2 separate regions of the Homo sapiens genome follow, and region 2 is linked to region 1. The links are chromatin loops, found by intact Hi-C in ENCODE. Cell type or tissue: mammary epithelial cell. All regions are shown on one strand. Each heading gives the region's core, and the rest is flanking DNA. Links, peaks and the distances in the headings are about the cores only.

Region 1 (15,383 bases), core at 4,837-12,836:
AGACCATCTGCAGGCTGCAGGTGACCCTAGCAGGGCCAGTTACAATCCCTCCTGCACTGGAGCCTCCACTAGGTTAAGGTGTGGGATGTCTGTCTACAGTGGATGTTAAAAATCACTGGAAACATAAGATGGGGAAAACAGTCATTAACAGGACTTCTTTCCAGGAGAGGAATGTGTGTGGATGGGAGGAATAATTTGCTAGTCATCGGGGCTTTCTCAAGTACCATTAAATAAACCATCTTCTAACAAGGAGGGTCTGGTTATTTGCAGAGATTTTGTTTTGAATGAAGAACATGAGTTTGAGTCAGTAGGAATTGCTTGGGAAAATAAAGCAGAGGCTGGGCCCTGAGGTCCATGATCCCCTTCGCTGCACCACCACCTCTTTTTTAGGTAAATGTGGAGTGAATATGCAAATTGTGGACCTGAAGGGGTTAAATTTGGCTTATCATCACATCTCCCTGCAGCCCGCCACTCCTCTTGCATCCCCACACAGGTAGAGCATTCTTCTTTGTGTGCAGCATGGAAAGCCGTTTCTGACCAGCTCTTACCACACACTGTGATCTCCTCACTGTAACAGGTTGAGACCCGGTTGATGTTTGGCAGCTGTACCAGATGTTTCTTGGTTTCATACAAAAGGTTCAAGACGTAGCGAGCATGGAGCTGCTACTGGGAGGAAGAGGAGGGAAGGAAGAAAACAACACTGATATTCGTGAGGGAAAATGGTCCTTACCTTTACTGCTTAACAACCCCCATCACCTAAGACCCCAAAAGTAACCCCAGTAAACTGCTCCTGGGACTATGCACGGATTCTTTCTTTATCACTCAACTTCTGCCCTTGTTTCTGCTTCTCATCATTCCCACTTGCCCCCCCTGCAAATATTGAGCTACTTTTCTCTTTCCTTTCTACTCTATTAAATGCTTCCTTGCCTTTAGCATGGGAAGACCATGTGATTGTTTCAGTAAAGTATGACTAAGTGCAGGTGTGTTGATGGTACTTAGTGATCCTGTCATTACTGGAATATATCAGCTCAGCTCCTCCTGCAATGAGTTACATTCATGTGGAAGAGGGGAAGGATTGAATTCTGATATAGAGCCAGAAGCTGACTATCTCGCTACCTCTACCCTACCATCAGAGTTCCAAGCCACTGTCATCTTTCGCTTGGACGATTGCAGTAGTCTCTTGACTGGTCACCCTACTTTGGCCCTTGCCGCCTACACTGTCTTAACACAGCAACCAGAATGATTATTTTAAAAAACAAGTCAGGGCTGGGTATGATGGCTCACGCCTGTAATCCCAGCACTTTGGGAGGCTGAGGTAGGCAGATCATGAGGTCAGGAGATCGAGACCATCCTGGCTAACATGGTGAAACTCCATCTCTACTAAAAATATAAAAAAATTAGCCGGGTGTGGTGGCGGGTGCCTGCAGTGGCAGTTACTCAGGAGGGTGAGGCAGGAGAGTCGCTTGAACCCAGGAAGCGGATGTTGCAGTGAGCCGAGATCGCGCCACTGTACTCCAGCCTGGATGACAGAGCGAGACTCTGTCTCAAAAAAACAAAACAAAAAAACAAGTCAGATTATGTCATTCCTATGTCTGCTGTCTCCCTGTCTCTTTTGGAAGAATAAAAGTCCACCCCCTCACCTCCATTACTCTTCCCCTGGCTCCCTCTTCTCCAGCCACAGTGGCCTCCCGAGGTTCGTGAACAGTCCAGGCAAGTTTCTGCTTCAGGGCTTTTCCATGTGTTCCTCCCTCTACCTGGAACGCTCTTTCTCCGGCGCATTCCTCACCACCTTAGATCTTTGCTCAGAAATCACCTTCCCAGACAACTCTATAAAATTGCTATTTCTTCCATCCATAACTTAGTTTATTCTTTTCCATAGCTCTCATCGCCTTCTAATATACTGCATAATTGTCTTATTTATTGTTATTTATTGTTCATTGTCTGCCTCCCCGATGGAATGCCAGCCCCATAAGGGCAGAGATTTTATCTGTTTTGTTCACTGCTGTATCCTCAGTGCCCAGAGCAATGTGGGGCACACAGCAGTGCTCAGTAGTTATGTGTGGGATGAATGAACAATGAGAGATTATGTGATTAGGAAGAAAAGCTGTCAATCATCAGAACTGGCTGATTGACTGCAAGGTCCTGGCTAAGCACAGCAGGGGTAGAATCTCTCTAGTGGACACATGACATGAACACCCTAAATCTGGGGCCATTCTTTCTGTGCTGGGTTTCGTCTCCCTTCACACATTTCATGGAGTTGGTAGTGACCCAGGTTCCCCAGGTGAGCTTACTTGTTTCAGTCTGAATGCTTCTACCAGGGCAGTTGCATGGTCAGGCAGGAGTGGGAAGGAGAGGCGTGGCCCCGTGTAACTGTCGGGTACCTCTATGGATTCATAGTCACTGCATTTCTTCATCTCGGAGTCCTGGGCGAATCTGTCCTCAGTGAATATGCGGGTCAGGAAGTCCCCTAGTCCAGATAGAAAAGGTGGATCAGCTTATGATCATCTGATCATGCAGTCTGTGGGCACTATAGAATAGTCCTTGGCTGGGCACGGTGGCTCTCTAATCCCAGAAATTTGCGGGGCCAAGGAGGGAGGATTGCTTGAGCCCAGGAGTTTGAGAACAGCCTAGGCAACATAGGGAAACCTTGCCTCTACAAAAAAAATTTAAAAATTTAGCCAGCCATGGTGTCACACACCTGTAGTTCCAGCTACTCAAGAGGCTGAGATGGGAGGATCACATAAGCCTGGGATGCAGAGGTTTCAATGAGCAGAGATGATACTACTGCACTCCAGCCTGAACGATAGAGTGAGACCCTGTCTCAAAAAAAAAAAAAAAAAGTCCTTCCCTGGACTATTGAAGCAGGACATGGTTAATCTGGCTTCAGCTTCAGCTCCAGCACAGAAGAGGAAAAAGGAAGGAGAAAGTGACAACAGTCTAGGATGGGCAGGAGGAAAAAGTCATGCTTTCTACTTTTATTCTAAAAGATCAAGATTTGTCAGACTTAGAGAGTACAGAAATTTAGGGACCTGGATTTGCAAGCAGAAGGAAAGGGGAAAGCCAGTGTGGAAAAATCACAGGTATTTATGTTGCATTTAGTGAGCGCAACAGGTGCATCAGACCTGGCAGTGCCTTCCAGCAGCTTCCAGCTGCCAGCATTGGCATCTCCAGACTGAGGACTTATTTCCTGGATCCGGATGGCAGGCCAGAAATGCTATGGAATTAACAACCTCCTGGCTTGGCTCAGTGGTTCACGCTTGTAATGCCAGCACTTTGGGAGGCCGAGGCAGGTGGATCGCTTGAGGCCAGGAGTTCAAGACCAGCCTGGTTAACATGGTGAAAGCCCATCTCTACTAAACATATAAAAAATCAGCCAGGTGTGTTGGTGCACACCTGTAATCCCAGCTACTTGGGTATCTGAGGTTCAATCACTTGAACCCGGGAGGTAGAGGTTGCAGTGAGCCAAGATCATGCCACTGCACTCCAGCCTGGGTCACAGAACGAGACTCTGTCTCAAAAAAAAAAAAGAAAAGAAAAGAAAAGAAAAAGCCTCCTTCCTATACTTCTCTCCCACCTCCCCAGCCGCTTTCAACCAATGACTCCTGGAGTTGACACAGAAAAACTCCAGTTCCCTTTGCCTGCAGGGGGTATAATTCTGAGGCTTGCGTTTTGCACTGTTTCCTAGGCACACTGAGTTGCTGGACTGGCTGCGATTCCTTTCCTGAATCCCTTCCCCACTCCCTCCCACCCCCAGGGTTTCTTGAACTTAATAAATGAATTCCTTGCGTCCAAACTCTTGTCTCCAGGTGTGTGTTCAGGAGAACCTGGCATAAAACCCCAGTCTGCCATTTACTCCTCAGCCCCTTGCTTATTCCCTGGCTGTCACCAGATTCACGGTTTCACTCCCTGTGCATCCCCCACCTCACCGTGTAATCTATGGCCTTGCGACAGGAGGACATGACATGTGGCAGTTCATACTCACTGTCGTTGTGGCTGCTGGGGATGAAGTGATCCATGAGATAGCTGAAGAAGTCATGGAGCTGCAGAAGAACCCAAGGAGACGTGGCTTTAGAGGTGAGCGAAAAGAGAACCCACAAGTAGTCCAGTTGGCCTCACTTTAGGAGCACCCGAGCCCTGCTGCCCAAGGGAGAGCAGGAGGCGGCTCCGTCCCACATCTCATTGTACCTTGACTTGGTCTTGCTGCCCAGCATATTCTATAGACTGGAAGATGCTCCAGGTGCAACGCCGCCTCATCTCCAGGCGGGCCACGTAGCGCCGGTACCATCTCTGGATCAGGGCTGCTGCCTTGAAGGCTATGACACCGATGGAGAAGCAAGCCTGTGAGCTCGGACTCCCTGGGCCAGGGGTTTGGGGGTAGGGAGAGGAAGCTGCTCAGCCCTCTCCCACTGTATATGTGAGGACAAGATGGAGCAGAAGCACTACCCATTGACGCCCATAGGAAGTATTTCCCTTTCTGCTGGCAATAGTGCTTTTCCCCATTTCCTGCCCCTCCCCTTCATTCCTGCCTGATGGTTATACTCATATCACTGTAGGTTGATTAGAATTCCCATGTATTGATGAAAACATTTCTGTATAGGGATGAAAAGGTTGGACTGCCAGGATTCCGAGAAGGAGATGTAAACTCATGAGATTGCAAGGATGCAGCATCCCTGACAGGTTATAATGCGGGGGTGGGGTGGACATTTTGATATTGTGACAATAGACTGGATGTCAGGACACCTGGGATCTAGACCTAGAACTGCCCTGACAAGCTCTGTGGTTTCAGACAAGTCATCTGGGGCCTCAATGTCCTCATCTGGAAAAGGGGCGGGGCCAGATGAAGACTAGGAAAAGCAAACAATAAACGAATACTCAAATGAATGCATCATACGATGTCAGGGGGTAGCAACTGTGTCCCAGCTCCCATGCTTGCCATCCCCAGTTCCATGATATCCCTACAGGCTTTAAGCACCCCCGTCATAAGATAGACAGCACTGACCATGCAGTCCCCCACATGGCCACTGGGCCTCTCATTTTTGCCAGGACCTGTGCTAGGTGACCAGGTAGGGCAGGTTAGGGTGTGGAGTTTCATTCTTTATATAAGGTTTAGGACCTGTGTGGTCAAGTATTGTTGCCAGAGAAGGGAACAGCTGTCCACATAACTAGATTCTTTTTAAGCTCCAAGGCTTAGATACACTGCTGGTGATGAATGGACTATTTGTGGATAAAGCTGGATTAGAAATCCTGCAGGCTGGATTAGAAATCCTGCAGGCTGACTCAGGTCAACCTCATAAAGAGTAGACAGATTGATTTAATATGTTTCGTTTGCATTAGACAGATAATAGAATTCTTGCTGATTTCCCTAAGAGGAAAGATGATGGTGACATGGGAAAAGAGAAGCTGGGAGGAACTTAAACAAAGATAAATTTGATTTCCTATGAAAAAAATTCATACTACTAGTATTTCTCAAAGGCACTCACTAAATAGTAAGCGATGAGGTTGAACCCCACTGACTGACTTCTGTAAAACCATGTTCAGAATAGTGAATGAGGCTGGGCGTGGTGGCTCACACCTATAATCCTAACACTTTGGGAGGCTGAGGCTGGTGGATCACCTGAGGTGAGGAGTTCAAGACCAGCCTGGCCAATATGGTGAAACCTCATCTCTACTAAAAATACAAAAATTAGCTGGGCATGGTGGCAGGCATCTGTAATCCCAGCTACTTGGGAGCCTGAGGTAGGAGAATCATTTGAACCTGGGAGGCAGAGGTTGCAGTGAGCCGAGATCGTACCACTGCACTTTAGCCTGGGCTAGAGACTCTGACACACACACACACACACACACTCACACACAAAAGAGAATAGTGAATGAAAGGTCCAGGGCTGGTGCTACAGATTCTTTAGAGATTCCTGGTAAACATGCAGGTTGCTACACCTCACCCTGGACCTGTAACATCAGAATCTCTACCGCTGGAATCCAGGAAGGAATCTGAAGGTTTAACAAGCTCCATACATAATTCATACTTGTGCTAAAGTTTAAGGACCACTGAAGAAGATCATGGACATCAATGTTGTCTGCTAACACCTTGCCCTGAGCATTCTATGGCCAGTGCTGCCAATGATGAGACATACGTATTACATCCTCAGTCTTGCTTTGGCTACTCAGGCAGCAGAAGTGGGCAACACCTTTCATTCTCCCTCTTTTTTTCTTCCTCCCGGTTGACTATCTGGTAGGGTGTGGTGGGGAGCTGGCTTGCTTTCAATTGAGATGGGCTCTGGGAAGTGCAGGATCTTTTAATATCCTTTATCCCATCATGTATTTTTAATAGCACAATGCAAAAATGTATAGGCCCCTCTTACTTGGGCCATGTGTAAACTAAATTATTAGGGTACAAGTTACAAATACACCTGGGCTGTAAAAACTCTACATATAACAACACTGTGAGAAAATTGTGAACCAAGGCAATGCACAGTAGGGTATGGGAGAATAGGTAAATTATTTAAGAAAGATAGAACAGAGAATTTTTTTGATGGTTACCCTCTTATTTTTATTATCTTTGTCAAGAATATTTATGTCTCTATATACAACACTGATTTAAAGGAAAAAAATGATGCCTCTAGGAAGAAGTACCTTTCTGTAATGGAAGTATAAGCTTGCCAAAAGGTGCAATAAAAACTTAATGAATTATGACATCCCTTTAAGGAAAATAGAGAGCCTAATATCGACTTCCAATAAGAAATGGCATGCTTAAGCAGATGTAGGACTCCCTCACACTCCAACACATTAAGAAAAGCTGCATAAAATAAGCTAAATTTCTTTTTAACCAATAGTTGAAATCAAAAGCATTGAAGGGAGATCTCCGGGTGCCAGAAATGAAGACGGAACCCATAGCCAAAGGCAGTTAGAGGCACTGAAGTCAGGCAGGCCCCAGGGGAATCTCAACCAGACACATGTCTCAGGAGCTGGGGTTTAACACCTGTATGGGGATGAGAGTGAGTTCCTGGGTTCTGTGCATGGCAGGGAGTGGTAACTGGACTGTCTGTGAAAAGGCAGGAGCTGGGGAAGTTTCTGTACCTTGCGTGATCTAATAAATCTCTGCCTACCGGCCCCTGTGGTAGCAGGAGCTGAGCTGACCTAGAACTCAGTGAGATAGAAAGTCTCAGCCTGTGGCGTGTGTGGGTTGAATTCGTGTTATTCACAAGATAAGGAAACCCTGAGCTGAAGCTAATTCCAAAATTGGTCCAAACAAGTGACAAACTGGGAAAAAATATTTGCAATTTATATCACAGTTGATATCCCTACCATATTAGAAATGATTTCACTCGGTCACCCAGGCTGGAGGGCAGTGGCATGATCATAGCTCACTGTAGGCTTGAACTCCTGTGCTCAAGCAATCCTCCCACCTCAGGCTCCTGAGTGTCTAGGACTACAGAGGTGCTCGCCACCACACCCAGCTAATTAATTTTTTTTTTTTTTTTTTTGCTGGGCATGGTGGCTCACTTCTGTAATCCCAGCACTTTGGGAGGCCGAGGCGGGCAGATCACCTGAGGTCAGGAGTTCGAGACCAGCCTGGTCAACATGGTGAAGCCCCGTCTCTACTAAAAATTCAAAAAATTAGCCGGGCATGGTGGCACCCGCCTGTAATCCCAGCTACTTGGGAGGCTGAGGCAGGAGAATCGCTTGAACCCAGGAGGCGGAGGTTGCAGTGAGCCGAGATTGTGCCATTGCAATCCAGCCTGGGCCACAGAGGGAAACTCGGTCTCAAAAACAAAAAAAAATTTTTTAGGTTGGGCACGGTGGCTCACGCCTGTAATCCCAGCACTTTGGGAAGCCGAGGCAGGCGGATCACCTGAAGTGAGAGTTCAAGACAAGCCTGGTCAACATGGTGAAACCCAGTGTCTACAAAAAACACAAAAATTAGCCAGGCGTGGTCGCGGGCGCCTGAAATCCCAGCTACTCGGGAGGCTGAGGCAGGAGAATCGCTTGAACCCAGGAAGAGGAGTTTGCAGTGAGTAGAGATCGTGCCACTGCACTCCAGCCTGGGCGACAGAGCAAGACTCCGCCTCAAAAAAAAAAAATTTTTTTTTTGTAGAGATAGGATCCTTGATCTGTCGTCCAGGCTGGTTTCAAACTCCTGGGCCCAGGTGAGATTCTCTCATCTCAGCCTTCTAAAGTGCTGGGATTACAGGTGTGACCCACAACTCCTGGCCTATTGTTTTAAAAAAAAAATTGTTAGATTGGCCACTAGAGGGAGCTCATGCTTCCTTCTTCCCACCTCATGACCTTTGGACGTGCTCTACCCTCTGCCTGGAATGTGTTTCATCCCCTCTTTGCCCAACCTTATTTCATTCATTTGTACCTGGGTAGTTTGGGATCAACCCCAATGGACAACACTAACTTCCTGAGCGAATGTTAATTCTGTCAAATATACTTCAACTGGACATTTTGGTGGGCATGTCACAAGGAGGAGAAGCTGACCTCTAAGAGCTGGCCTGAGGAGAAATTTAAGGGTTTTTCTGCTTCTACCCTCAGAACCCCCAACCCTCTCCATGCAATATGGGCTTTGTGGTACCCACAGCTGGTTTGGAAAGTGGGAAACACGTACCTCTCTCTGCATTCTGGAAAGCAAAATGATGTTGGGTGGAGGTGCCGCTTCCCATAGTTTAAGCGCAATGCTCCTGCAGGACGCAGCAGATCCAGAGGACAGTGAGCTGTTTGCTGACAAAATGAAGAGAGAATCTGTAATAGGAGATGCAGGCAGAGTATTAAATCGGGTGGGCCAAATTGTCTATGAATCATGTGAGAGTATCCTCTCCACCTCTCCAGTCTAAGTGCACAAGATGTTCCTCCCCTGAGAGTTCCCTCCATTTGTCATTCCCTAGGTCTCCCGTTTTCAACCTTTCCACTGCCTTTTCCTTTCAGTCTAGAAACATACTGAAATCTCTTATTTTGCATTCTCAAAGCAATTCATCCGCCACCTCCTCCTCCCTTGACCTCCTATATTCCTCTAACTGTCACCCAACCTCTCTTGTCTTCTCATCCAGATTTATCTCAAGGGTAGACTACAGTTTTCTCTTTACTTCCTCTCAAAATCACCTTTTTCATCCTCACTATTGATCAAAGCCTTTCCTGATGCCTCTAATGTCTTCATCTTTTCAGTCCTTACCTTGCCAGAACAGCAAGGCCATCTGTCTCCATAGGCCACACCTTTCTTTCTTTCTTTCTTTCTTTTTTGAGACAGAGTCTTTCTCTGTCACCCAGGCTGGAGTAGTGCAGTGGCACAATCTTGGCTCCCTGCGAGCTCCGCCTCCTGGGTTCACGCCATTCTCACCCCCTCAGCCTCCCGGTTAATTTTGTTTTTGCATTTTTAGTAGAGACGGGGTTTCGCTGTGTTAGCCAGGATGGTCTCTATCTCCTGACCTTGTGATCCGCTTGCCTCGGCCTCCCAAAGTGCTGGGATTACAGGCGTGAGCCACTGCGCCTGGCCAGGCCACACCTTTATTTCAATTCTACACCTTGAGCTTCTGTGATACTAAACTCTTATGTTTACTCCCATCTTCCTGACTACTTACTGTCTCTGCTTCTTGAGCTCATTTTCCTCTGTCTGTCCCTTATATGTTGATTTTTATTTGCATTCTAGTCTCAAATATCTGTTGATCTCACGTGGTATATGCTCCCTGGCTGGTTTAATTAACTCTCACATTTTCAGCTATCACTTCCTACCTCTTAGATCTCTGTCTCCATCCCAGATGATCCCTAAACTTCAGCCCCACATATTCAGCTCCCTGCTAAACACTTTGATTGGGGTGTCTCAGACTCCAAACAGAACCCATCTTCCAGGCCATGTGCAGTGGCTCATGTCTGTAATCCCAGCACTTTGGGAGGCCAAGGTGGGCTGATCACTTGAGACCAGCCTGGCCAACATGGTGAAACCTCATCTCTCCTAAAAATACAAAAGAATTAGCTGGGTGTGGTGGTGCACACTTGTAATCCCAGCTACTTGGGAGGCTGAGGCAGGAGAATGGCTTGAACCTGGGAGGCAGAGGTTGCAGTGAGCCAAGATGTGTAACCACTGCACTCCAGCCTGGGCGACAGAGCAAGACTCTGCCTAAAACAACAACAACAACAACAAATCTTCCCCAAAAGCCTCGTCTGCCGAGACCAGCTCAGTCAGGGAGACCCTAACCCAGCGGTGCTAGAGGAATTAAAGACACACACACAGAAATATAGAGGTGCGAAGTGGGAAATCAGGTGTCTCACAGCCTTCAGAGCTGAGAGCCCTGAACAGAGATTTACCCACGTATTTATTACCAGCAAGCCAGTCATTAGCATTGTTTCTGTATATATTCGATTAACTAAAAGTATCCCTTATGGGAAACGAAGGGATGGGCCGAATTAAAGGAATAAGTTGGGCTAGTTAACTGCAGCAGGAGCATGTCCTTAAGGCACAGATCACTCATGCTATTGTTTGTGGCCTAAGAATGCCTTTAAGCGGTTTTCTGCCCTGGGCGGGCCAGATGTTCCCTGCCCTCATTCTGGAAAGCCCACCACCTTCCAGCATGGGCGTTATGGCCATGATGAACATGTCACAGTGCTGCAGAGATTTTGTTTATGGCCAGTTTTGGGGCCAGTTTACGGCCAGATTTTGGGGGGCTTGTTCCCAACATTCGTCTCTCTTCTCTCCTTTCTTCAAACTCTGTGCTTTAACTACCATGACCTCTGTGTTTCTGCTCTTACCTGGAATGTTCTTTCTATCCCACTTCTCTTAAGCTGGCTAACTTTATTCATTGCTAAAGGCTCACTTTAAGTATCACCTTCCTTAAAGAAGCCAGCTTGACCTGCTCCTCCTCTGAGCTCCTGAATATCCTGTTCACATTTCCATCACTGCAATACCATATTACAGTCTTTAATCTTGTATCTCTCTACTATTAGACTGTGAGTTCCTTCAGAGAAAGACTGTAAGCAAATTCATCATTTTATCCCCAGGATTTAGCACAGTGCCTGACATGTAGTAGGGATTCCATAAATATTAACTGAATAAACTTTATGCCTTATTTATTTTTTGCTGACACATAATAATTATACATATTTATGGGATACAATGTGATATTCTGATACATGTATACATTGTGTGATCAAAGCATAGTAATTGGCATATCCATCACCTTAAACATTTATTATTTCTTTGTTATGAGGACATTCAAAATTCTCTCTTCTAGCTATTTGAAATATACAATGCATTATTGTTAGATATAGTCATGGTACTGTACAATGGAGTGCCAGAACTTATTCCTTCTATCTAACTGTAACATTGTACCTGTTAATCAACTTTCCTCATCTCCTGCTTCCTTCTATTTTCCCCAGTCTCTAGTAATCATTACTCTATGCTCAACTTCCATGATCTCAACTTTTTTAGCTCCCACATATGAGTGAGATCACGCAGTATTTGTCTTTCTGTGCCTGGCTTATTTCACTTAACATAATGTCCTCCAGGTTCACCCATATTGTCACACAGAACAGGATTTCATCCTTTTTATGGCTGAATAGTATTCCACTGTACATATATACTACATTTTCTTCATCCATTCATCCACTGATGGGCATACAGGTTGATTCTATGTCTTGGCTATTGTGAATAATGTTACAATAAACATGAGTATGCAATTGTCTCTTCAAAATACTGATTTTGCTTCCTTTGGATATACACCCAAAGTGTAGTGGGATTGCTGGATCATTATGCCATATTTCTTTTTATACAACAAAGATGACACTTTCTCTAGTTCTTCTTCAGGAGGTAATGTGAGATGTACTGACTTAACATCAAGAGCGAATCCCACTTCTTTTACTCTTTTCTCTACCTCATTTCTACCCCACTCTCCTCCGCTATTTTTGAAGGTTGTGATACTGGGGATTATCAAAGAGTTGTTGTCTTTTTCTCTGAAAATCAAAATTAAAGTCTTACCTTGCTTATGTTGGCTAGTTTATTTTGAATAAACAACCAGAGGAAAAAAGACTGTGATCTCTTTTTGTGTGCAAAATGGTTCCTAGTTCTATGAGATGTCATGATACCAGAATCTGAGTTTGGGGTAAAGTGAGAAGCCATCATGTCCAAACCAACAAAACTGCTCCTAAATATTTGCACAGTTTTAGAACTAGAAGGGACTTCAGCAATGATTCTGCTTGTCAATGACTCACAAGTTGCTTTGATACATTGGTAACTTGCCTGCATAGCCAAGTTGTGTATTTAAGAGTGTTTGATGTGGGTGAGAATTTTTGTTCACCTTCTCACTCAATTTTGGGCACTTAAGCTCTCAGAGACTCAGTTTTCTCATCTATGTATCTTCAAGGATCATAAATGATATATTTAAAGTGCTTTCTATACAATAAAACCTCAATATATGTTGATGGACTGAATCTGATGTCATATTTATTTTAAAATATCAACAACCAAAAATATGTTCTTGGAGGCAGTAAAAGGCATACTATTTCAATGCTGCATGAATCAGCAGGATGGATACTGATTATTGCTGGGTCAAAGATTTTTATTAAATAAATCCTCTTTTGCCCTTAGGCAACTTTTTTTCTCATGAATTTATAAATTCAAAAATGGTGGCAGAATAAGATGACCTACAAAGAATTTATTGGAGATAGAAATATAGCATTGCCTAGAGTAAGGAAGTTGATATCTATCATGGGCCAATAAACTATTTAGAACAACCACAAGAGATGAAAGAAATGAAGTCTCCCATTAGGTAGTTGTAACTAACTCTTGGTGACCTTTTGTCACCAAGGACAAAAAGGATATGTTTTCCTATGTCATGTGGAAGGGGAAAAGGGGTACCTAGCTACCATTATAACAGCAAAGGCACATGTGATCCCTGCCTTGGGGCTCCCTGGTCTCATCTGTTTCTCTGTTATTTATGGATAATGGTAACGTCATTACAGGGTTGTTAGGAGTGTGAAGTGAGGTTATATATGAGGAGTACTTTGCAAATGTTTGTCATCGTCATGAAAAACATAGATAAGGAATTTTCTTAAATGACATCCTCAAAAATCTCTTAAAGTTCTTCTCCTCCTCAGATAAAAAGCACCTTAAATAATTATCAGTAAAGAATCAACAAAATACATCATGATGCTTTAAAAACAATGGAATGTATTCCACCATGACAAAGAACAAGGCAAGTCGATATGTAATCATATGAAAACGGCCCCAAGATATATTGTTACATGAAGAAAAGCAAATTCCAGAAGAGCACGCCTAGTGTGATATCATCTGTATAAAAAAAGTCAGTAAGTATATAAAAATGAAAGACTATACACCAAGCTATTAACAGTAATTACCTCTGGAGAAAGAGGTTGGGTGAGAGATTTCCATTTTTAACTTATATACTTCTATTACAGCTTTTGTAATTAAAAATCAATAAATGATATTTTTCTAAAATTTTTACACATAAGAAAAATTAGAAAGTGGCTCTGACTAAATAGGTATCCCATATGGCTGCTTAAGAGAAGAAGATGGAGTCATCTACGGACAAGCAGAGAACATTCTAGAAATCAATAAGAAAAATGGCTGGGTGCCGTGGCTCATGCCTGTAATCCCAGCACTTTGGGAGGCTGAGGCGGTTGGATCCCCTGAGCTCAGGAGTTCGAGACCAGCCTAGCCAAGATGGTGAAATCCTATCTCTACTAAAAATACAAAAATTAGCTGGGCATGGTGGCACATGCCTATAATACCAGCTACACTATTTGGGAGGCTGAGGCAGGAGAATCGCTTGAACCTGGGAGGTGGAAGTTGTAGTGAGCCAAGATTTCGCCACTACACTCCAGCCTGGGTGACAGAGCGAGACTCCACCTCAAAAAAAAAAAAAGGAAATGAACAGAAAGGGGAAGTAGAATAATTCTCAAGGGAAAAACTAAAAATGTGAAAACTTCATAAGGTCAGCCACAGAAAACGAGCTTGAGGGAGCCCGAGATTGTTGAATCAGCACCTTTGGTAATCACCAGCTGTCTTCTCCCCCTGATGATTTCCCAAGCTGAGCCATCTCTCCAGGTGATGAGTACATCCACCCAACGTGGGTGAGACCCCTTCTCCTTCTAGAATTTGACTTAGCATCATCAATGCCTCACATTATCATGAAAAACAAAAATTAGCTAGGGGTGGTAGTGCAGCATGCCTGTGGTTCCAGCTACTCAGGAGGCTGAAGTGAGAAGACTGCTTGAGCCCAGGAGTTCGAGGCTGTAGTGTGCTATGATTGCACTTATGAACAGCCACTGCACTCCAGTCTGGGCAACATAGTGAGACTCTGTCTCTTAGGTGGAAAAAAAAAGTGTTTATCTGTCCACTAAGTGAGCCCAAGAAATCCAGGGCAGAATGGTCACCCAGCACTTGAAGATCTCATCACACAGATAGCAAAGACCCCATCTGGATGAGTTGATAGATAACAGAGGAGCTGTCTTTGACCTTTGTCTCAAAACAACTCTGTATTTATTTCCTAGGTAAAAACATAAGTGTCGCCCTCCTGTTCTCACCCATTTCTACTTTAGGCTAGACAGAAAGTTCTTACCTTCTTTGCTGGGTTTTTTATTTACCATGAGACACAACAAGGCAGAAATCTCTTTAACATGCAGGCGTGATCCCCATCCTGTCTTCAGAGTTGGCTGAGGGATCCCAGGCTGATCTGATTTCTTTCAGACCTACAGAGCCCATAAAGAAGGTGCAGCCCTAGTCTGCCATGTCTTCTTCCTGAAAAGCAATGGTGACATTCACAGCCCTGGCCAAGTATTCACAGTGACAGGAAGGAAAGTTCAGGCTTCTTGCCTCGAAGGAGTAGGCACCCCCTGACGTCAGTCAGATCAGGCCCCCAAGGAAGATTTGAAGGGGGCGACTGCATAGTCGGGGTATCTCCCATATACCCAAGGAGATGGGTTTCTCTAACAGCACCCACGTCAGTCCTAAATCTTCTTACTCTCCTGGATTAGAAGACTGTGTTTCCCAGGCCACATCTGAGAAGCCTGAGCTCCTTAGCCCTGAAATAGCAGAGTGCTGACAAGACACAGGGGCCTAGGGGCTCTGGAGTCCAAGGGGAGTCCTCAGCAGAAGACACATAGGAGGCATTCTTTGTTGGGGCTGGCTTTTCTGTTTGCAAAGCCTGCTTGAAATATCCTGCCCTTTCTATGGACACTTTCCTTAGGATATAACCTAATCTGTGGTTAATCACTATTCTTGGACAACTTACTTTTTCAGTTAATCTAAGATGCTCGTGTGTGTGTTCTGGTAGGTACTAAATGCACCATGGAAATTCTCAAAGAAAGTGATATTCTGTTTGTCTATATCTAGTAGGTCAAGTTTGTTCATTATTATTATTATTATTATTATTATTTTG
Region 2 (15,383 bases), core at 2,810-10,809, 200 kb after region 1:
CCCTGAACTCTCTTTTTTTTTTTTTACTGAACAGAGTAGGCAGAGATTATCTGGCATTTTGGTCAATGTTTCCATAGAGAGAGGCGTGCCTGTATAATGCTCTACATAATTTATAGAGTAAGAGGGCCAGGGAATATTGTTCCCTGGCTGGAAAGTAGCCTTGATAGAAAGGAGGAGCCTGTAGACTCCAGTGGCTAGTAGTATTATTTTGTAGAGTTTACTGAGACCTGTTGAGCCAGCTCTCTGCTAAGCCATCAAAAGGGGGAAAGAAGGTGAGCCTACAGGACTATCCAGATTTATTTGTTATAAATCTACCCCAGCCCTTGTGTGCTTATTAAATGTTAAGTATCTCCATTGGTTCTGATTGGCACCTTTCTTTAGCATTTCCTGGGAGTAGCAAAGTTTCTGTACTGTTGTCTGGGATTGTCTAAGATTGAGACATCAATAAGATCCATGTCTCTAGGCCTAATAGGAAGTGACATATCCAACACCATAAGAAATTCGTACTTCTAAACAGTGGCTGAAATGTCCCTGAATGCTATAGCAAATTCACCAGGCTGCCAAGGAATATTTTTAAATTTCAAAACAGACACCGCCATACTTGATATTTGTCAGACACTGGGTGAACTACTAGCTTGAGGTGGAACTCAGTTTCAAAGTTACATGTTATATCATAGTACATTCTGTTTGATGACATCATAAATTTGCAAAGCTGGATCTTTTTAGCAATTGTTGTAATGAAACCAAGTATATGTGAAAATCAATGTGGCATTTATCAATACCCCAAATTAATAAATATTTATATCTTAACACCTTAGTAAACATTTGAAAAAATAGCACATACTTTTTAAAAGTACTATTATTTTATTCTTAACAATAATTACTTGCTAATGGGATGTGTTTGCTTTTTGGACATTCACAGCTTCTCAGACCCTGGAATCAGATTGTGTACTATCTCATTTCCTGTTCCACACTGATTTTCACATATACTTGCTTTTTGCGACAACAATTGCTAAAAAGACCTACCTTGCAAATGATATGGTTTGGATCTGTGTTCCTACTCAAATCTCATGTTCAGTTGTAATCTCCAATGTTGGAGATGGGGCCTGGAAGGAGGTGATTGGATCATGGGGGCTGTTTCTAATTATTTAGCACCGTCCCCTTTGTGCTGTTATCATGATAGAGTTCTCACAACATCTGGTTGTTTAAAAATGTGTAGCATCTTCCCCCTCTCCCTCTTCCTCTTGCTCTGGCCATGTAAGACGAGCCTGCTTCCCCTTCACCTTATGCCATGAGTGTAAGTTTCCTGAGGCCTCCCCTGCCACGCTTCCTGTACAGCCTGCCGAATCATGAGCCAATCAAAACTCCTTTCTTTATAAATTACCCAGTCTCAGATATTTCTTTATAGCAGTGGGAGAACAGATATATGTCATCAAACAGTTTGTAACATGATATAACCTGTAGCTTTAAAACTGAGTTCTACCTCAAGCTAGTAGTTCACACGGTGTCTGACAGATATCAAGCCTGGCTGTGTTTTTCTTGAAATTTAAAATATTCTTTGGAGGCTGGGCGCGGTGGCTCACGTCTGTAATCCCAGCACTTTGGGAGGCCGAGGCGGGCAGATCACGGGGTCAGGTGTTCGAGACCAGCCTGGCCAACATGGTGAAACCCCGTCTCTACTAAAAATACAAAAATTAGCCAGGCATGGTGGTGGGTACCTGTAGTCCCAGCTACTCGGGAGGCTGAGGCAGGAGAATCACTTGAACCTGGGAGGCAGAGGTTGCAGTGAGCTGAGATTGCGCCATTGCACTCCAGCCTGGGTGACAAGAGTGAAACTCCATCTTAAAATAAATAAATAAATAAAAATATTCTTTGGTAGCCCTGTGAACACCTCAGCCACTGTTTAGAAAAACCACAGATCTAATGGCAGGTCAGCCACATGTTTGTGAAAGTGGATTAGGTTTTAGTAGCCAGGTTTGGCCCTTTATTGGAGGTAAGATTTCCATATGACAGTGGAGCTTTCGAGAGTTCGTCCAGCCTTATGGGAATTTAGTTCAGAGAGAACGTATTGCATAATAAGATACTGGTTTAGTGAATCATGACTTTTCTTTCGATAAGACAGTCTGTCTCAATTAGGCCCAGTTAACAGGCTAGCAGTAACAGCCCTGCAGAAAGAGGAAGTCCTCGTGACCTACAAATTCTGACGTAGCCTTGTTGCCAGAGATTCTAATCAGCTGTGAGTATAGTCATTGACATTTGTAATTTCTTTGGATCTGAAAGAGATAGGGAACTTGTGGGAGGGCTTTATTTACTCTTGTCCAGACTGCGTCTAATGTTTCTAACTGTAGACTTCTCTGCTAACATGACAGCCATGTAATCTCCAGTATTTAACAAGTCAGGGATGTGGAGGGCTTCTTTTGGTAGGGAACTAGAGACCAGATCCAAAACCTAGTCCTGTCCTGTTCATCCCATCCTCATAATTAAGAAAAAAAAATTTAATAGCTTTACTGAGTTATAATTGATATGCAATAAACTGCACATAAAGTAAAATTTAGTAAGTTTTGATATATGTATATGCCAATGAAATCATCACTACAATCAAGACAATGAGCATTTTACATTTGTTGCTTACAAAAGTTTCATTCCTCTTTGCAATTCCTTTCTCCTCCCTTTCCCTGTTTCCCAGTCCCCCCAGGCATCTACTAATGTACTTGCTGTCACTACAGATTAGTTGGCACTGTCTAGAGTTTCATTCAAATCTTATCATACAGTATATTCTCTTTTTTGCCTGGCTTCTTTCACTCGGCATAATTGTTTTGAGATTCATCTGTGTTGTTGCATGTATCAATAGTTTATTTATGCTGTTGTAGAATAGTGGATATAACACAGTTTACTTGTCTATTCACCTGTTGATGAGTACGTGGGTTGTTTCCAGTCCTTGGCTATTACAAATAAAACTTCTGTGAACATGTATATACAAGTCTTTGTATGGACATATGCTTTCATTACACTTGAGTAAATGCCTAGGAATGCATTGGCTGGATTATATGATAGGTATATGTGTAACTTTGGAAGAAGCTGCCAAATGGTTTTCCAGAGTACCTGTACCATTTTACATTCTCACCAGGAGTGTATAAGAGTTCTAGCTATACCACATTCTTGCCGACACTTGATAGATGTCTTTTTAACAGTTCTAAATAGATATGTGGTGGTATTTTATTGTAGTTTTAATTTGCATGTTCCTAATGAGTAATAATGTTGAGCATCTTTTCACATACTTATTTGCCATTTGTATATATTTACTGAAACACCTGCTCAAAGATTTTTGTCCACTTTTAATGAGGTTGTTTTCTTATCTTTTGAGAATTATTTATGTATTGTAGGTACGAGGTTTTTGTCTGATATGTGATTTGCAAATATTTTCTCTGAATTTGTAGCTTATCTTTTTTTTTTTTTTTTTTTTGAGACAGAGTCTCGCTCTGTCACCCAGGCTGGAGTACAGTGGCACAATTTTGGCTCACTGCAACCTCTGCTTCCTGGGTTCAAGCAATTCTCCTGCCTCAGTCTCCCAAGTAGCTGGGACTACAGGCATGTGCCATCACGCCTGGCTAATTTTTTGTATTTTTAGTAGAGACAGGGTTTCACCATGTTGGCCAGGCTGGCCTTGAACTCCTGACCTGAAGTGATCCACCTGCCTCAGCCTCCCAAAGTGCTGGGATTATAGGTGTGAGCCACTGTGCCTGGTGATTTATCTTTATTCCAGTATCATATATTGATCACTATAGCTATATAATAAACCTCAAAACCAGGTAGTGTTCATTGTATTCTTTTCTTGCAAAGTTGTTTTGGTGATTATATGTTCTTTATGCTTCCATATGAATTTTAGAATCACCTTGTCAATTTCTACAATTTCTGCTTGGATTTTGATTAAGCTTGCCTTGCATTTATAGATCAATATGAGAAGAGTTTTAAAAAATATACTTTTCCAACTCATGAACACAGCATAACATCTCCATTTATTTAGGTCTTAATTTCTGTCAGCTGTATCCAAATAGTGTTCAGTGTGTAAGGCTTTTCCATCTTTCGTCAGATTTACCTTTAAGTGTTGTATGTATGAAAAGTTTATTTCACCTTCAGTTTTGAAAGCTGTTTTCACTGGGTATAGAATTCTAGATTGATCTTTTTTTTGTCTTTTAGTAGTTTACAAATTTACTGTTCCTCTGTTGTTTTACTTAAATTGCTTCTGACAAAAAAATCTGCTGTGCTCCTCATTTCTGCTCCTCTTTATTTAGCTCCCCTGCTCCCCACTGGCTGCTTTTAAGACTTTGTGTTTATCATACTTATTTGGACCAATTTGATTATGATGTAACTTAGTGTCATTTTTTTTTCATGTATCTTGTGCTTGGAGTTCATTGAACTTATGGATTTGTAGGTTCATAGTTTTCATCATATTTGGAAAGTTGTGACTACTGTTTGTGCAAATATTTTTTCACCCCTCTCTTCTTCCTTTAGGGATTCTGTTTATATGTATATTAAACTGCTTGAGGTTGTCCCCAGCTCAATGAAACTCTAATGTTTCTTGTTATTAGTATTTTTCTCTGTTTCATTTTTAGATGTTTTCTATTGTTTTGTATATTTCAGTACTTCATTGCTGCCATAACAAATTACCACAAATTTAATGGTTTAAAACAACACATCTAGATTTATTATCATAAAATTCTGTATTTCAGAAGCCTGACATAAGTCTTGCTGAGCTGAAATTAAGGTGTTGGTAGGGCTGCATTCCTTCCCAGGAGCTTAGGCAAGAATCTGTTTTCTTGCTTTTTCCAGCTTCCAGAGGTTACCTGCATTCCTTGGTTTGTGGCCTCCTTCATCCATCTTCAGTCAGAAACAGCATGTTGATGGCCAGGTGTGGTGGCTCATGCCTGTAATCTCAGCACTTTGGGAGGCTGAGGCAGGAGGATCACTTGAGTTCAGGAGTTTGAGACCAGCCTGGGCAACATAGCGAGACCCTGTCTCTACAAAAAATAAAATAAAAAAAGTATCCAGGCATGGTGGCATGCATCTGTAGTTCCAGCTGCCTGTGATGGGCTGAGATGGGAGGATTGCTTGAGCCCAAGAGTTGATGTTGCAGTGAGCCACGACTGCGCCACTGTGCACTCCAGCCTAAGTGACAGAGGGAGACCCTGAGACCCCATCTCAAAAAAGAAAGAAACAGCATGTTGAGTCCTCCGCACCTCGCATCTCTCTGATCATCTCTTCTACTTCTTGTTTTTTCCACTTTTAAGAATTTATGTTATTAGATTGAGCTCACCTGGAAAATCCAAGATAATTGCCCCACCTGAAGGCCAGCTAATTAACAACATTATTTGCATCTTCAACCATTGTTCTCTTTTGCCATGTAAAATAACATATTCACAGGTTCTGGGGATAGGATGTAGACCTCTTTAAGAAGGGTATTATTCTGCATACCACAGTATGTCAAGTTTGCTAATCTTTTTTCTTCAGTGTCTAGTTTGTCAGTAATTCTATCTGGTGTATTTTTCATCTCAGAATTTTTATCTCTAGAAATTCAATTTGGGTCTTTTTATATTTTCCACGTCTCTACTTAACACCTGTTAGTAGTAATGACATACACTACTGAATGTATCCCCCCCAAAATTCATATGTTGAAGCCCTAATCCTCACTGTGATGGTATTTGGAGGTTGGGCCTTCAAGAAGTAATTAGGTTTAGATTAGGTTTTGATTAGGTCATGAGGGCTGGGAGTACCCATGACGGGGCTAATGTCCTTATAAGAAGAGGAAAGGAGACCATAGCTTTGTTCTTTCTCTGACATAATGAGGATATAGTGAGAAGGTGGCTATCTGCAAGCCAAGAAGAAAGCCTTTACCAGAAATTGAACCTGCCATTACCTTGATCTTGGATTTCCCAGCTCTGGAATTATGAGAAATAAAAATCTGTTGTTTAAGCCATCCAGTCAGGGTATTTTGTGTGGCAGCTGGAGGTAAGACAACACCTTTAACTATTTTTTGGACACATGGAATACAGTTGTAATGACTACTTTAATTTACTTTTCTGATAATACTAACATTTGTGTCAGCTCTGGGTTAGTTTCATTAGATTGAGTTCTCTTGTCATGATGAATTGTATTTTCCTGCTTCTTTGCTGGTAGTTTTTGATTGGGTGCCAGATGCTGTGAATTTTACCTTGTTGTGTGCATGGTAATTTTATATTTCTAAAAATATTCTTGAGCTTTGTTCTGGTACATAGTTAATTTACTTTAGAACAGTTTGATTGTTTTAGGGCTTATTCTTCAGATTTTCTAGGCAGAACCAGAGACACTTTAATCCAGGGCTCATTATTTCTCACTGCTGAGGCTGTACCCTTCTCAATACTCTACCTAATGCCTGTGAATTATAAGGTTTTCCAGCCTGGTTGATGGGAATAGACACTATTCTTGACCTTGTGGGTTCTTTCTCTGGCCTTGGGTAGTTTTCTAACACATATAATCTGATCAGCACTCCACTGAATACTTGAGGGAAACCCTTTGCAGATCTCTGGAGTTCTCTGTTTGTGCCACTCCTTTCTCTCTGGTACTCTGTCTATAAAAATTGAATTATCTTGGTATATTCTTTCTGGAAAAATTTTAAACTACTTAAGGGTTGGTAAGTTAAATTTTTCTGGGAATTTGTCCATTTGCCTTTGTATTTCAAATTAGTAGGCATAAAGCTGTTCATAATATTCTCATATCTTTTTACATCTGCTGAATCTGTTGTTAGGTTTCCTTTTTCATTCCTTATATATTTATGCCTCTTCTTTTATTTCTGGACCAATTCTCTTATCCATTTTTAACCCTGCTATTTCTTTAGAAACTCAAAATAGTTTGATTACTGCTATTGAAAATGCTAAACAGAAGATTAAATCCAGAGTTTAAATAGGGAGGAGAAATGCAATCTTAACAAAATGACTCTGTGTTAAACATTAAAGAGGCCAGTACAGTGGCTCATGCTTGTAATCTCAGCACTTTAGGAGGATGAGGCAGGTGGATCATCCAAGGTCAGGAGTTCAAGACCAGCCTCGCCAACATGGTGAAACCCTGCCTCTATTAAAAATACAAAAATTAGCTGGATGTGGTGGTGGGTGCCTGTAATTTCAGCTACTTAGGAGGCTGAGGCAGGAGAATTGCTTGAACCCAGGAGGCGGAGGTTGCAGTGAGCCGAGATCGTGCCACTGCACTCCAGCCTGGGTGACAGAGCGAGACTCCATCTCAAAAAGAAAAAATAATAATAAATAAAGATACCCATTCTTTTCTATTCAGGAGGCCTTCAAAAATTTTGTGCATAAAAATCACTTGGAGTGCTTATTTAAAATGCAGATCACAAGGCATCCCCCTCTAGAAAGTATGTAGCAATAATAGTCCTGGCTATGGTCCTGGAATTTGCCTTTTTAATAAGCACCCAGGTGATTCTGAAGTATGTGGCTGGAAAACTACACTTTGAGAAACATGCTCTAACTTGTGCTACAGACAAAAGGCTTTTAAAATCCCCCTGGTGCCTGGTCCCCAGGCTGCACCTTTCAACTTACATCTGTAGCTTTCTTATCCACAATTCCCCTCACCTTCACCTTACCCTCAAATAAGCCCTCTGGATGAGGCTTGTACTCACTCATCTCCTGCTGAGACAACATTTTTTTTTTTCTTTTGAGACAGAGTTTTGCTCTTGTCACCCAGGCTGGGGTGCAGTGGCGCAATCTTGGCTCACTGCAAACTCTGCCTCCCATGTTCAAGTGATTCTCCAGCCTCAGCCTCCCGACTAGCTGGGATTATAGGCACGCACCATCACGCTGGACTAATTTTTGTATTTTTAGTGGAGACGGGGTTTCACCATGTTGGCCAGGCTGGTGTCTAACTCCTGACCTCAGGTGATCCACCCGCCCTTGGTCTCCCAAAGTGCTGAGATTACAGGTGTGAGCCACCATACCCTGAGACAACATTTTGTAATAATCTCTAGAACCAATTTTTAAATTTCTAGTCTAGTCAAATGCCTGAGTTTAGCCTCAGGGCACTGTCCAGATTCTAACACATCTGTTATTTCCTGGACCAGTAGAAAGTGGACCAAATCACCTGGGTTTTTGGTTCAGACACTCACTACAAATGGAGCAGGACTTGAGAGCAGATTATAGAAGTATATATCTTTTTTAGGAGCCAGGCCTCTCTAGGGATTCTCCTATTGTAGGTAAAGAGGCTCCTCCTCAGGTAGCTGAACTTCCAGATTAGATTAGTGTGTTCGCCAGGTATGAAGTAGAGACCACGAGGCATCTAGACCTTTGTTATGCATTCTGGTAGGCCTTCCGTATGGCTCATACTGCACCCAATCTGTATACTGTCTCACTAACCTTCTTACCTTACTGCTGTTGGCTGGTAGATTCCCCTTTCTGTCAAGTCTCAGGGGAATCACTGCAGTGCTGACAACTTTTTCTAGGGCATCACCAGTGAGAGCATCTAGGGCCTTTCAAAAAGTACTGTCAGATGCCACGTTCTGTTCTCCAAATATTGTGGATTTCCTCATATACAAATGAATATTCTGGGGCATGCCAACCCGTTTTCTTTATATGAATGTGAAGGATCTTTGTTCAAATGTTAAAGGATGTTGAAGGTCTGATTGAGATTCTTCTTCTTCAAAGGATAGGAATTGTTGTAGTAGAGGGATAGGTTTGCTGTTGAGGACGTTTAGTATCTGAAGAGAGGATTAATTGGACAGGTAAATTTTCTCCTAAATTTTGCCGACTAATTATAGAATAGAATGATAAGGTATTAGCCCTGGATGGGCCCTTGAAAGTCATTTGAAGCAGTCTCCTAGTAAAAGATACAGATAAGAAAACTGAATTCCGGAAAGCTTAGGTGTTTTGTCAGAGGTCATATGGCTGTTTGGTGGCTGTACTATAAATACTAAAATATAATTGTTCTGCAATTTTTTTAAATAATTGAGATAGGGTCTCACTCTGTCACCCAGGCTGGAGTGTAGTAGCATGATCACAGCTCACTGCAGCTTCAACCTCCTGGGCTCAAGCGATCCTCCCACCTGACCCTCCTGAGTAGCTGGGACTACAGGTGTGTGCCACCATGCCTGGCTAATTTAAAAAAAAAAATTGTAGAAATGGGGTCTCCCTATGTTGCCCAGGCTGGTCTTGAACTCCTGGGCTGAAGCGATCCTCCTGCATCAGCCTTTCGAAATGCTGGGGTTACAGGCATGAGCCACCATGCCCAGCCTGCAATTTGCATCTTACTAATTATGAGTCTGATAAACCAGGAGCTGACAGATTAGGTTACCAACAGCCATAGATTAATTGAAATATTTACTAGGGTATATTATGTCTAACTAATAAAGCTTTATCTTTGTGTTTCAGGACTAAAAACCGAAAACTGTATTGAGAACCTAGGTAAGATAGCTTTAAAGTCTTATCCCTATAATAGGAATTTTATCAGTTACTTCTCATAGCTATGGGTCAGAGCTACCCCACCACTGTACTGTCGTTCTGTCAAACATCATTTTCTCAAGGCTAAATTGTGCTACTACTGCTAGTACCTTTTCAGGTGGAGAGCCTAGGAGCCTTTGCTGCCAGTCCCCACTGCCACCCTCATCCCCACCCCAAGACTTGCCTGTGGCTCTTCTCTCAGACACTGCATTGGCCTGGGCATGAAGGGAACACGCCACTGTCATCTGAGCCTGACCTTATAGGAGTTTAAGGACTCCTTAATTCCCCTACATCTTCAGCCATTTCCCACTTGACTCCTATGCAAAGAGCTAGCTCCTGTTCCTGTATTTTGTTATCTTAGGAAATAACATTTGGGAGACCAATGAAGGAATGGCATGAATATAGGTCGAGGAAGGAGGAGAATGGGATGACAGAAGGGTAATGCGGTAGATTTTAACTTCCTCGGGGAAAAATAAGAGGATGTGACCAAAAAAAAAAAAAAAAATCTTTCTTAGAGGACTATGGGAAAGATTTGGGAAGGCAGACAGAAAATTCTAAGAGTATTAAGGAACAGCATTATCAAAGAGGCCTAATAAATTTGAATTAAAGATACCAAAAATGCCTTTGGATTAAGACATGCTCTGGGTGGATCCTTTTGAAGATTTCCTCATTAAAAAGTTTAAAAACATACCAAAGGTATCAGAAGAGAGAGAAAAAAAGTTCAAAAGCAAGGTTCTGTTTCTAGCTGTTTTTCTGGCTAGCTTTCCTGTGAATTTTTTTTTCATGTAACTTAAATGAATCCACATCCAGAGGCTGAGGCGGGTGGATTGCTTAAGGTCAGGAGTTTGAGGCCAGCCTGGGCAACATGTGAAACTGGCTCTACTAAAAATACAAAAATTAGCCAGGTGTGGTGGCAGGCGCCTGTAATCCTAGCTACTTGGGCGGCTGAAGCAAGAGAATTGCTTGAAACCCGGGAGGCAGAGGTTGCAGTGAGCCGGGATCGTGCCACTGCACTCCAGCCTGGGCGACAAAGCAAGACTCTTGTCTCAAAAAAATAAAAGTGAATTCACATCCATTTGTCTTTGAATTGAAATTTTATATCTGTTATAGTAACTGTATTTTTATGTTTCTTAAATATAAGCCAACACAATCTTTATTTTTAATGAACATTTAAAAATAGACTGATCCTGACATTCACATCTGAGCATAGTACCATGTAATGAAAACATGTCTGTATTTCAGAATATTTTCAACCCATCTATGTCTACAACCCTGGTGAGTATGTTCTAATTTTTAAAAATAATCTTGGTTGGGCATGGTGGCTCACGCCTGTAATCCCAGCGCTTTGGAAGGCCGAGGTGAGTGGATCACTTGAGCCCAGGAGTTTGAGACCAGCCTGGGCAACATGGCGGAACCCCATCTCTACAAAAAATACAAAACTTAGCCAGGCATGGTGGTGTGCACCTGTAGTCCCAGCTACTTGGGAGGCTGAGGCAGGAGGATCACTTGAGTCTGGGAGGCAGAGGTTGCAGTGAGCCAAGATTGCACCCACTGCACTCCAGCCTGGGTGACAGGGTGAAACTCTGTCTCCAAAGTTAATAATAATAATCCTTACCTGGATGTTTAATAGCTCTTTCTTGTTTAGCAAATGTATTTCTTAGCTGAAGAAAATTTGCAGATATAAAGCAGTGACTTGGCCTATATGAGAGGAAAAAAATAAAGAACCTATTCTAGGGAAATATACCTTCCTCAAATAAGAGAATTGGCTTCGTGGAGATCTGAACAATATGGAAATTTTCCGGGGAATACGGGTGGTGAGAATGAAGAGCTAGAGTCATTCTTGACCAGTTATGAGGGCTTCTTAGGTATAGCTCTGTATTCAGTCATTGAAATGAACCTGTGTGACTCCAAATACTCAGACAAAAATACAAAACTCAGCATGTTTGCATCTCTCAAATATGCAGATGCTTGATGTTTACTATGATTTAACTAAAATATGTAGGTGATTAGATGCTCTTAAAGTTTCCACTGAAGGATATATGGCCCAAATCATTTCTTTGCACATAAGTTCCTTATCATGTGTTTGGCTCATGTGGCTACAATAAATTTTTCTTTGTTGAAAAGAGAAGAGGTTCCAGCCTTTTTAAAACATGCAATTTATTTCATGTTTGGGAAAATACTTCCTGTCCTGATAGAAGTGAAGCACTTTATGCCTTGAAGACTTGCTTAGCAGCCCTTCTTTTTATTGTTCCGTTGCAGTCACAGGTTCTACTGATCACTTCCCAGGGACTTTAGCTGACTCTTCAACAAAGACATTTTCTCGGCTCCTTGAGATCCCTGGTAGACAAGCTATTTGTAATGACTTTTCTTAATAGTAGGGGCAGAGAATGTTCCAGCTCATTAGCCAAGGTACATTTAGACTGTGACCGACAACTTAAGTTTAGTAGGGTAGTTTCCTGGACGTATCAAATGGTTCTTTATAGTCATATTTCCTGAAAATAATTTTGCTGTAGCAATAGTAACTGCCAGTTCTTTTGTTCCATTGTTAAAACTGATGAACTTCTTTTCTGTGACTCAGGTGAGAAAAACCAGAAGCTTGAAGACCATAGTAAGACATTTTTATAAATTCTGGGGGCTTGGCCAGGCGTGGTGGCTTATGCCTGTAATCCCAGCACTTTGGGAGGCCGAGGCGGGAGGATCATGAGGTCAGGAGATTGAGACCATCCTGGCCAACATAGTAAAACCCCATCTTTACTAAAAATACAAAAATTAGCTGGGCGTGGTGGCACATGCCTGTAGTCCCAGCTACTCGGGAGGCTGAGGCAGGAGAATCCCTTGAACCAGGGAGCTGGAGGTTGCAGTGAGCTGAGATCGTGCCACAGCACTGTAGCCTGGAAACAGAGCGAGGCTCCGTCTCAAAAAAAAAAAAAAAAAAATTCTGGGGGCTTGCATTTTGCAAGATACCTCCCTTTACAGGTGGGAATATTTTCATATTTCTTGCAAATAATTTTGCTGTAGCTGTAGTAACTGCCAATTCTTTTGTTCCTTCGTTAAAACTGATGAGCTTCTTTTTGTGACTCAGGTGAGAAAAACTGGAAGCTTGAAGACCATGGTAAGACATTTTTTATAAATTCTGGGGGCTTACATTTTACAAGATACCTCCCTTTACAGGTGGGAATATTTTCATATTTACTGAAAATAATTTTGCTGTAGCTATAGTAACTGCCAATTCTTTTGTTCCATTGTTAAAACTGATAAGCTTCTTTTTGTAACTCAGGTGAGAAAAACCAGAAGCTTGAAGACCATGGTAAGACATTTATGTAAATTCTGGGGGCTTACATTTTGCAATATATCTCCCTTTACATGTGGGAACAGGGAAGAATGTCGTGGTAAGAAAAGTGGGAGGAAGGCAGAGCTCACCTTAGCTTACTGGTTTGGTATATTAGAGACTCTCCTGGGTTTCAGGTAGAATTCTTTAGAAAAATGACATAGCAGCTCTGTTTCTCCTGTCTAACAATCTTTAGGTCATCCCACCAAATAGAGGAAGGTGTGACTAATTATTCCCCACATTCTTGTGACCTCTAGGATATTGGGCAGGGCATAACAAATATTGTTTTTTCTAAATTAAAATGACTATTCTTTGTATTTATTTCTGTCACCAGCAATCTGATTAATATATGCCATTAGCTATATCCATTTGATTATTTAGTACATTCCAAGTGTAACTTATCCTCAAGTATTTGTTTTTGTTTTATTTTTAATATTACTCAAATGGCCGGGCGGGGTGGCTCACGCCTATAATCCCAGCACTTTGGGAGGCCAAAGTGGGCGGATCACGAGATCAGCCTGGCCAACATAGTGAAACCCCATCTCCACTAAAAATACAAAAATTAGCCGGGCATGGTGGCACACGCCTGTAGTCTCAGCTACTCAGGAGGCTGAGTCAGGAGAATCACTTGAACCTGGGAGGTGGAGGTTGCAGTGAGCCGAGATCGCGCCACTGCACTCTAGCCTGGGTGACAGAGTGAGACTCCATCTTGGAAAAAAAAAATTACTCAGATGTCCTCAAGGATACCGGGACAGGAACAGTCTCATAAATTACTGGCGAGATTATAAATTGGAACTTTTTTGGAGAGCAATTTAGTAGTATGTATTACTAGTCTTAAAAATGTTTGTACCTTTTGACTCGGTTATAACACTTTTGGATATTTGTCCCAAGGAAATTAGAGATGAACACAAAGATTTGTGTACAAAAATGCCTATCACAGTGTTATGGTAGTGTCAAAAGACAAAATTACAACAAATTTAAAGAGATCAATTGGCTTTATTTGAGATTCTAGAATTGGGCAACACTTTATTCCATAGAATAAGCATTCATTGAGCTGAGCACAGAAGTTTGGCTTTAAAGACAGAGAAGAGCCAAAGAAAGTGGAAGCAAAGAACAGAGTATATTAATTACTTTTAGACAGAACAGTAGAAAAATAACTGATTAGTTAACATCAGTTTATTTCAGGCTACCTTTTTTGTGTGTAAGGATTGAAGCATCGGGAACTTCATTTATCAAGCTGATTGAAGATTTTAAAATGGCCAATTTGGGAAATTCTGTTATTTCTTTCTCCTGATTTCTTAGAAGTTCAGACAACTTAGTTTAGATGATGTGGAACTTTAGCATGGGTGACTCCATTTCGATTTTTAGTCTGGTCTGTTGGGGCCTTCTGCAGAAACTTAGTCTGAAGCAATGGCCTCCTATAATTTTTATTTGACAGTAGCAAAAATTTAGAAACAACCTGTGTCCAACCATTGGGTATTGTTAAATAAAATATTACCTATATTATGAAACACTAAGCAACTTAAAAATCATGTTTTCAAAACCATCTAAAGATAGAAGAAAGTACTCTTAATACAATGGTAAATAATTGGATATAGAACTGCATATAGAGTATAATATTAACTTTTAAAAATGTATATGTATATATATGTATGCATAGCAAAATGATTGAAATACACCAGAAATGTTAAGAATGAGTAGAGTATTTCCGAGATCTGCAGTTTTAAGAGAACTTTAATTTTTAATAATTTTCTGTATTTTTCCAAATTATCTATAACGTATTATATAGTTAGGAAGCATATTTTATATATTACATATAATGCCAATTTTGGGTCGAGGTCTTTGGGTTGAATTTTTAAAAAACGAACAAGAGGTGCTTAACCTAGGAGAGATTCTGGGTCACTAGCCTTAGTTCTTATCATCAGTTAGGCTCCAGTGGGTTAAATCTCTTCTTTTTGTTACCTTGTCCTCTGCCATTTCTCAAAGCGTTCTGAGTTTTCTACTACAGAAGTCAAGTATAAGGTCAAATTAATTTTCAAGCTGATGGCATTTTTTTACTAAATAGTTCTTATTCTCGTCCTTAGGAATAAAAAGCCAGAGGCTCACTGTTTCACCTGGGAAATAATCTATTTACTGAGACTAGCTACATGGTTAGGAGACGATAAGGATTCCTAGGATTAAGAACATTGTGAAAAGCCAGCACGGTGGCTCACACCTATAATCCCAGCTCTTTGGGAGGCGTAGGCAGGAGAATCATAGTGAGTTATGATCGTGTCATTGTACCCCACCACAGCCTGAGCGACTCAGCGAGACCCTGTCTCTCAAAAAAGAAAAAAAAATATTACTGAGCCTGGAGAGTTTGAGGAATGAGTTAGACAAGAACAAAGGGACTTCATTTATTGAGTACCTTTTTTCGCTCCGTGCAGTGTACCAAGCACTTTTATGCAGTCTTTCCTTCAATCTTCACTAACTACAAACCTAAGAGGTAAATATTTCTCTTGCAAAGTGAGAAACTAAAGTTAGGAGGGATTAAGTAGTCTGCCCAAAGTCACAGAGCTAATAACTATAATTACGATAGA

The links. A loop is a pair of places that touch in the nucleus more often than their neighbours do. Peaks named below come from ENCODE experiments on the same cell type or tissue, not always from the same donor. Only the 100,000 strongest peaks of a DNase experiment are listed, where the experiment ranks them.
Region 2: it touches region 1 in a loop (4-fold over the local background); 3 of 110 quality-filtered maps call a loop at or near these places.

The regions. Positions count from the first base shown.
Region 1 is chr4:75,887,666-75,903,048 of GRCh38, forward strand. It overlaps PPEF2 (protein phosphatase with EF-hand domain 2), which reads right to left and starts at 14,787. Exons shown (of 17, transcript NM_006239.3): 1 at 14,565-14,787; 2 at 8,606-8,718; 3 at 4,186-4,313; 4 at 3,983-4,040; 5 at 2,292-2,467; 6 at 549-663. The coding sequence starts at 8,660. LOC105377285 (a long non-coding RNA gene) reads left to right here. Exons shown (of 2, transcript XR_938895.3): 2 at 578-799. In mammary epithelial cell, for the core only: CTCF peaks have their summits at 5,000 and 8,270 (motif pointing right); no DNase peak of the experiment used is centred there.
Region 2 is chr4:76,088,237-76,103,619 of GRCh38, forward strand. It overlaps ART3 (ADP-ribosyltransferase 3 (inactive)), which reads left to right. Exons shown (of 12, transcript NM_001130016.3): 4 at 9,408-9,440; 5 at 10,719-10,751; 6 at 12,055-12,084; 7 at 12,559-12,588; 8 at 12,754-12,783. Among named protein-coding and RNA genes, the nearest start is that of ART3, 21 kb to the left of the region's middle. RefSeq lists an enhancer at 7,304-7,805. In mammary epithelial cell, for the core only: no CTCF peak of the experiment used is centred there; DNase peaks (open chromatin) are centred at 2,995 and 7,495; H3K27ac peaks cover 264 bases.